Regions from separate parts of the Homo sapiens genome. Here region 2 is linked to region 1. Evidence: read pairs that join two places in POLR2A ChIA-PET (ENCODE). Cell type or tissue: Panc1. All regions are shown on one strand.

Region 1 (4,000 bases):
AGTGAGCCACGTCCATGCCCATTCCGTGCAAGGCAGATATTCCAGTCATATTAACAGAACACTCCTGAGACAGTTGAAGAAGAAATAGCACAAATCAGGGGTACTCCCTTCACAGCTGATGGTTAACATTCCACCTTCTTTCTAGCCCTTCAAAGATGCTGCCAGTGTTCGCCCTAGAGTTATTACAAAGCCAGTGCCAAAACCCAGCCATGGGCTCTTTGCAACCTCCCAGCTGCGCTCATTCCAGCTGACAGCGAGATGCAAGCAAATGCTCAGCTCTCCTTACCCTGAAGGGGTCTCCCTGGAATGGAAGTCCCCTGGCATGGTCAGTCCTCAGGCCCAAGACTCAAGTGTGCACAGACCCCTGTGTTCTGTGGGTGAACAACTGCCCACTAACCAGACTGGAAAACCCAGAAAGATGGGCCTTCCATGAATGCTTCATTCCAGAGGGACCAGAGGGCCTCCCTGTGCAAGGGATCAAGCATGTCTGGCCTGGGTTTTCAAAAAAAGAGGGATCCTCATGACCTGGTGGTCTATGGCCTGGGTCAAGATGAGGGTCTTTCAGTGTTCCTGTTTACAACATGTCAAAGCCATTGGTTCAAGGGCGTAATAAATACTTGCGTATTCAATGTAAGCCTCATTGATGTCTCTGTTAGAGTCTTAACAAGCAATGGCACACTCAGATTAGGCAATTTGAGGATTTTTTAAAATTTATTATTATTATTGAGACAAGATATTGCTCTGTCACCCAGGCTGGAGTGCAGTGGCTCGATCATAGCTCACTGCAGCCTTGAACTCCTGGGCTCCAGTGATCTTCCAGCCTCAGCCTCCTGAGTAGCTGGGACTACAGGTGCACACCACCATGCCTCGCTAATTTCTGTATTTTTAAAATTTTTCATAGAGATGGGGTATTACTATGTTGCTCAGCCTGGTCTCAAATTCCTGAGCTCAAGCGATCCTCCCACCTCAGCTTCCCAAAGTGCTGGGATTATAGGTGTGAGCCACTGTGCCCAGCCTAATTTGAGGATTTTTTTTTCTTTTTTTCCTTTTTCTTTTCTTTTTTTTTTTTTTGAGATGAAGTCTTGCTCTGTCACCCAGGCTGGAGTGCAGTGGCTCAATCTCGGCTCACTGCAACCTTGAGGATGTTTTAAGAGCAGGTGTAGGAACCCCAGGGGGTTGTGCATTCTATCTAAAAACTAGTAATAGGCCATTCCAGCTCAGGCCTGATGTGGGGAGGGGAGGGAGTCCTAGAACCTAGGGAGTGACTTTGTCTGGGGATGGGATGGCCAGCCTGCTGTAACCCTGCAGGAGGAAGCTGAAGGAATAAATTCCCTCCATTCATCCTCTGATTTCCATGCCCCTTGGACTAAAGCCCAGCCAGCAGCAGGTGGAGAGGGTAGAGAGTGGCCTGGAGAAGCAGGAAGGTGTCTGGCCCAGAGTCTCATGCATTGCAGGACCAGCTAGCACCTTGGCTTTCACAGGTTTCTTTTTTGTGAACATCACTGAAGCTCTGAAGCTTTGAGCAGCAGGATTAGGTGTTGCTTTGTTCTGGTTTGTTGCTAATAGTTGTGTATGTTGAAGCTGTTGTTTCAAAAGACGACGCCCAGGTTCCATTGCTCTATCTGGGGGGGCTGTGGCCCCTCACATTGGCGATCTCCTGACATGAAGAGTAATTTATATTTTTTTCAGGTGTCTAGAAGGCTCCCAAAAGCCTATTCCTTGGAAAACAGCATGGCACGGGAATCAGAGAGAGAAAGGAACCAGATCAGACGAGGAGCTCTCTCTCAAGAGTCCTGCAGAAAGAACAGAACTTACCCCCAAGATGTGGCAACCCTTGGAGCCGTGAATCAGCCCTTTGCTTCTCTGCAGAAGCGCACTGGCTCATTGGTGCCCTGCAGAGGCTGATGAAACAGAAGCAGTCAGTAATCCAGCCGGTGGCAGCAGTTCATGCTCCCCACCGTCTCAGCCTAGTACACATTCCCTCTCCTTGGCCGAAGAATTAAAGAGGACACCTTGAAAGGGTTTCTGAACTCGATACCTACCAAAAAGAAAAAGTTCTCCCTTCCCTTTGCAGGAGCCTGAAGTCTCCCCCTTGGTTTTTTCATTGACTTTAGTGCTGCGGATGATTTGGGATGTTGGTCTAGCTGGTGACTCATCTCAACCACAAGTGTTTTAGAAATGAGCAGCATGGGCCGGGCATGGTGGTTCATGCCTGTAATCCCAGCACTTTGGGAGGCCGAGGCAGGCGGGCCACCTGAGGTCAGGAGTTCGAGACCAGCCTGACCAACATGTCGAAATCCCGTCTCTACTGAAAATACAAAAATTAGCCGGGCATGGTGGTGGGCACGCCTGTAATCCCAGCTACTCGGGAGGCTGAGTCAGGAGAATCACTTGAACCTGGGAGGTGGATGTTGCAGTGAGCTGAGACCATGCCATTGGACTCCAGCCTGGGCAAAAAGGGCAAAACTCCGTCTCAAAAAGAAAAAAAGAAAGAAAAAGAAAAAGAAATGGGCACCATGCCTGCCTTAAAGTAAACCAGCAGTCTCTGAGCTCAGAGATGGGGACCATCTTGGAGCGATCACCTTGCAGCTATTGGGGAAGGAGTAGTGGGGGTCTCTCATGCTCTGTTGTAGGGGAATGGGCTTTCAAAGAAGTGGAGGTGGCATCTCCATTAGAGAGATGATTTGCAGTTAGTGTGGAGCACAGGGGGAGTTGGGGGGCCAGCCATGGTGATGGCAGGGCATAGAGATGATAGACTAAGTTGCATCCACTTTGCCAGGGGAGGAGAGGCCGCTCTGTTGGGAGGGGCTGGCGGCTTGGCTGTTGGGGATCATCCAGGCTTTTGCTCACTCTGCTTGGTTACTCACCTTAGTGGGCACTTCACAGAGGGTCATTCCCTCCCAGGGAGGGAGGAAGGAAAATAAAAATCCATCTCCAGGCAGAAGGGTGGATGGGGGAGTTCAGACGTGCTTGTTCCCCCTCCGCCGTGAGAAGCAGTTCGTGGGCTTTGGCTGCTCTGGATCTCAAGTCTCATGTGAACCCAGCAGGCTTGGAACCAGCTCATATGTTTGGAGGGGTGAACAAAACTCACCAAAAAGGAGGGGAGTTTTCAATGAGGGAGGTAGAGGGGGTGCCTTGAGAGGTTGTCTTTATCTAAGAGTTCTCTGATTTAATTCCAAATGGCAGTTTTTAGGGCACCATACACATGTTCATTTTCCTTCTTTTTAATTTTTAATGTTTTGGTTTCTTTGAGACAAGGTCTCAGTTTGTCACCCAGGCTGGAGTGCAGTGGCATGATCACAGCTCACTGCAGCCTCGACCTCCTGGGCTCAAGCAATCCTCACACCTCAGCCTCCCTAGGAGCTAGGACCATGGGTGCCTGCCACCACACGTAGCTAATTTTTAAAAAATTTTTTATAGAGGCAGAGTCTCACCATGTTGCCTAGGCTGGTCTCTAACCACTCAAGCAAACACCGTGTTTGTGTTCTAGTGTTTTGTGAAAGGTAGAACTTGAGAGTGATGAAATCAGATGTTTGGCTGAGGACATTTCTATGCAATGTATTGAAAGTGTGGCTTGGCTCCTCCTGACTGCTTATAATAAAATGTGAGAGAGAAATGACTTAAATATGGAATGGTGAAGTGAAAAGGTGGGAGGACTCAAGCAATTCTCCCACCTCGGCCTCCCAAAGTGCTGGGATTACAGGCATGAGCCACCATGCCCAACCATTTTTCTCCTTTATTCAGTTAACAAAGCTACATGAGGGGACTCTTCAACCAGTGGGTGACAGGGATTTCTGAGAACATGCTTATTCCTACATGCATAGGAGCTGGGGGAAACTTCAACCAGGGGTGGTATTATGAGCAAAGACCCCTCATTCAGCTGCCTTCCACTCAGTGCTCCAGGGAGAAGACTTCGGCCTCTTCATCAGCTCGGAGGTGATGTGGGCGCTTAACTTCTGAGCCAGTGTCACGCTTTTATAGAGAACTCCACGTAGAAGAG
Region 2 (4,000 bases), 710 kb after region 1:
TCTCCCTGGATGACCTCATCCCCACAGCAATGTCAATCATCACCCACAGCGGGTGACTGAAATCTGCATCTCACTCCAAGAAGGCCCCTCAGCCCTGGCACCCACCCCAAGCCAGCTGTCAGTGCCCTCCCAAACCAAGCAATTCCCGACTCCTTGTTGCCAGTAAAAACATTCATTATCAGCACCTGCATTTCTATGTTACTTTTTTTTTTTTTTTTTTGGAGACAAGGTCTCACTCTGTCACCCAGGCTGGAGTGCAGTGGTACAATCATGGCTCACTACAGCCTCGAACTCCTGGCATCCCCCTCAGCCTCTCAGATAGCTGGAATCACAGGCACACGCCACTGCACCCAGCTAATTTTTGTATTTTTTGTAGAGACAGGGTCTCACTATGTTACCCAGGCTGGTCTCAAACTCCCGGATTCAAGCAATCCACCCGTCTCGGCCTCTCAAAGTGCTGGGATTGCAGGCGTGAGCCACCGTGACCAGCCTAAAATTTTTTAAATGCTTTCTCAAATATTGTCTCCTGAAATCCTCATAAAAATCCACATAAGGTGCAAATTCATTCTCCCAATCGGTTCCTTCTTCCATCACCTTCTTATGGAGGATTATTTCCTGCTGCCCCAGAAGGCCCCTGCTCACTGGTGAACACTGGCGCCTCCCTGTGGAAATCCTCCTTTCTTCCCCCACTAACAATTGGATGCCAGAGCTCCTTCTTCCACAGCCCTCCACACTTGGCTGAGGTCTTCCCTCAGTTCCTTTGACTTGCAGTTACCTGACCATAGTGTCTCTTCCAGGCCCCACTCCCCACCTGCACCTGTCCGAGGTCAGGGACAGACAGGGTCTGGCTCCAACTCTCAGGTAGTTCCAGCCAGGGCTGCAGGTGGCCCCAGTATGGCTGGCTGCATTGAACACACTGACCTTGCCATCTGGCCCCACCTCAGTCCTGGAAACCCCTCCGGAGGCCCCAGCTGGGTCATCCTTTCTGCTTCCTGTGGCCTCAGGTGACTCCACCCCCACCCTACCTGGGGCCTGGGCTCCTCACCACAGAGCTGTAAGTGTGGCCATCTGAGCCGCAGACAGAGGCAAGCTGGGCCATGTGGCAGGGCTTGCAGATGGAGTCTTTGTTTCCATGGAGTTTCACGGTCGGCTGCTTGATCCTACAGGAGAGGGTGGGGGGCACACCAGGGTGGAAGTGACAATGAGGAAGGAGCAGGGGAAGGGAGGGCTGAGCAGACCTGTTCCAACAGGAAGGCAGCAGCAATCTTCAGCAGATCAGCCCCTTCCTGCCCCTGCCCACCCTCCCCACACTGCTGCCAGACCCTCCTCCAGCTCAGAAGGGTGGAACCAACTGAGCAGGGCATAAATTCCCCCAGCTTCTCTTCTTCTAGGAGTCACTGAGTCCCATGGGGCCTTCAGGTAGCAACTCCAGGTCTGAAGGCCAGAGGTAAAAGGGGGTCACACTTCACTTAGGGGGTCAGACCAAATCTGAGGTTGCAAACTGATGACCTCTGGGCCATACTTGGCCACCAAGTGTTTTTTTTTTTAATTGAGTTATTTATGCACTAACATTTACCAAATGGGAGAGTTCACATAAATACCTGGATTCTTGGCCTGTCTTTGAAAAATGGAAGCATGGGAGTCCTGGACCTGCATTCCTACATAGCTGTAATAGACCAGGGCCAAGAAGCAGCTGCCTGCTTTCCACCACACCTGTGCTCCACAGAGTGGCCCGTGACCAAGCACTCTTCATGCATTACATTACCGGCCATGCCCCTGCAGCCTTCTAAGACTGCAACCCCATCTTTCATCTTCTATGATTCAGGAAAGAAGGGAGGGAACTGGAACCTTTTCCAGGGTCTTGGAGCCAGGCAGAGCCTTGTCCTTGGGCTGGAGCTAAGACTTCCTTTTTTTGTTTGTTTTGTTGTGTTTTTTTTTTTTGAGACGGAGTCTCACTCTGTCACCCAGGCTGGAGTGCAGTGGCGTGATCTCGGCTCACTGCAACCTCCGCCTCCCAGGTTCAAGCAATTCTCCTGTCTCAGCCACACGAGTATCTGGGACTACAGGCACAAGCGACCATGCCCAGCTAATTTTGTATTTTCAGTAGAGATGGGGTTTCACCACATTGGTCAGGCTGGTCTCAAACTCCTGACCTTAGGTGATCCACCCGCCTTGGCTTCCCAAAGTGCTGGGATTACAGGCAGGAGCCACTGCACCCAGCTGGAGCTAAGGCTTCCTTAAATGTCCCTCACTCCTTTCTCCTCTGCAAGCTACAACCTCTCACAAGCTACCACCTTAAATATTTCATGAAGTCACTGCATGTCAGAGCTGAAAGGAACCTCAAATTATATGGTCTAACCTATTTGTCTTAGAGATACTACATCAAGGCCCAAAAAGGAGATGTGACTTTCCCTGCATCCCACAGGGTTTGGTAATTGTTCTCATATGGTGTGGCTTTCTCCTTGCTCATCTCTTAAATGACTTACTTTAGGTGAAGGCAGCCGCCATGTTGTGAGGACACTCAAGCATCCCTATGGAGGGGTCCACATGATCAGGAACTGAGGCCTCCCACCAAGAGCATAAGAGTGAGCTTAGAAGTGGATCCTCCAGCCCGACAAGCTTTCAGATGAAACAGCCCCAGCCAGCACCTTGACTATAACCTCAAGACAGACCCAGAGCCAGAACCATCTAAGAGAACCACTTCTGGATTCCAACCCTCAGAAATGATGTCAGATAATACATATTTGCTGTTTTAAGCACTAAGTTTTACAATTTATTTAACAGCAGTAGATGGCTAATTCATAAGGAGAGGGTCAGTTGAGCCCTTGCTCTTTGAACACACCCCCTCCAGGGCTCCCACCTCCCCAAACCTCTCACCTGTGCTCCAGCTTCTTGCGACTGATGCACATGGCCCGCTGGTAGCCCTGGGCAATGCACACCTTGTGGCGGCTGCACTTCACCTTCTGGCAGGGGTCCTTGGTGGTATCCAGGGCTGCAGGGGCACAGAGTCAGGACACAGGTCACCTGGGAGAACCCAGGAACCTCCAGCCCCACTTCTGAGCTGGGAGGCCTCTCCCTCCAGCAGCCCTTGATAACCAGAGCTCCTGAGCTCAGGAGTCCCATCCCCACCGGGGCCTGGCTGCTCAAGGAGCCCCCAAGCGGGCTAAGGGCTTGCCCTCTGGTCTCAAGTCTTCACACGTGTCAGTCACCTTCCCCCGCCGGGAGAGTCATGTTACCTTCATCTCCTTGCTGATTGTCCTCCCAGCTCTTGATATAGTCATCCTAGAGGACAGAGAGGGACAAGGGAGAAGGGAAAGGCTAAGATCCATATCCCAGAGGTTCAACTGCGGGGTCGAGGAGAGGCCTGGGCCAGCGATGTCATGTGCCAATGGCCGTCATCCTGGTGGCTGACCCCTGTCCACCCAGGCCCTGCCAGCTGCCTCCCCCACACCTCTATCCCTATAAACCCATGTCCAGAATCCTTTCCAGCCTCTCCCGTGAGCTCCTGATTGCTCCCATGCCACACTGGAGGCTGGCAGGGAAGGCAAGTCAGAATGAGGGTGTGGAGGGACACAGGAGGGGAGGGGGTGTGCTCTGCAGAGACCACACAGAGTGGGGTCCTGGGCAGTACTCACCTCCACTTCCTGGAGATCAGGGAACAGCAGCAGGCCATGGAAAACGGAGCAGGAAGAGAAAGGGAGAAAGATGGGGATATCAGTGTGAGGCCCTCTGGTGTTCCTGGGGTCCCCTGCCTCATCATGTGGCCGAGCAATGGCCTTCGATGGCTGTGTTCCTCTGACCCCCAGGAACCCCAATAAGAGGCCAGTATTCTTACGTCTTCATCACAGAGCTCAAGACTGGCCTTAGGAGTAGCAGGGGCCCGTGGCTTTGAGAGGGTGGGGCACCCCCACTCCGTTCCCAGTCCAGCCCCAGCCCCACCACCAGGACAGATGTCCGAGGTGCCCATGCTGCGTAGGAACAGAGCTTCTCATGCCTATGC

Evidence for each region. Peaks named below come from ENCODE experiments on the same cell type or tissue, not always from the same donor. Only the 100,000 strongest peaks of a DNase experiment are listed, where the experiment ranks them.
Region 2: POLR2A ChIA-PET joins it to region 1 with 5 read pairs; 1 of 35 experiments calls an interaction of 5 or more read pairs at or near these places.

What each region holds. Positions count from the first base shown.
Region 1 is chr10:71,362,757-71,366,756 of GRCh38, forward strand. It overlaps SLC29A3 (solute carrier family 29 member 3), which reads left to right. Exons shown (of 6, transcript NM_018344.6): 6 at 1-629. Among named protein-coding and RNA genes, the nearest start is that of CDH23, 32 kb to the right of the region's middle. In Panc1, no CTCF peak of the experiment used is centred here; a DNase peak (open chromatin) is centred at 2,025.
Region 2 is chr10:72,069,267-72,073,266 of GRCh38, forward strand. SPOCK2 (SPARC (osteonectin), cwcv and kazal like domains proteoglycan 2) reads right to left here. Exons shown (of 11, transcript NM_001244950.2): 2 at 3,636-3,644; 3 at 3,237-3,282; 4 at 2,878-2,992; 5 at 1,046-1,160. Among named protein-coding and RNA genes, the nearest start is that of SPOCK2, 17 kb to the right of the region's middle. RefSeq lists enhancers at 1-322, 503-1,004. In Panc1, no CTCF peak of the experiment used is centred here; no DNase peak of the experiment used is centred here; H3K27ac peaks cover 3,394 bases.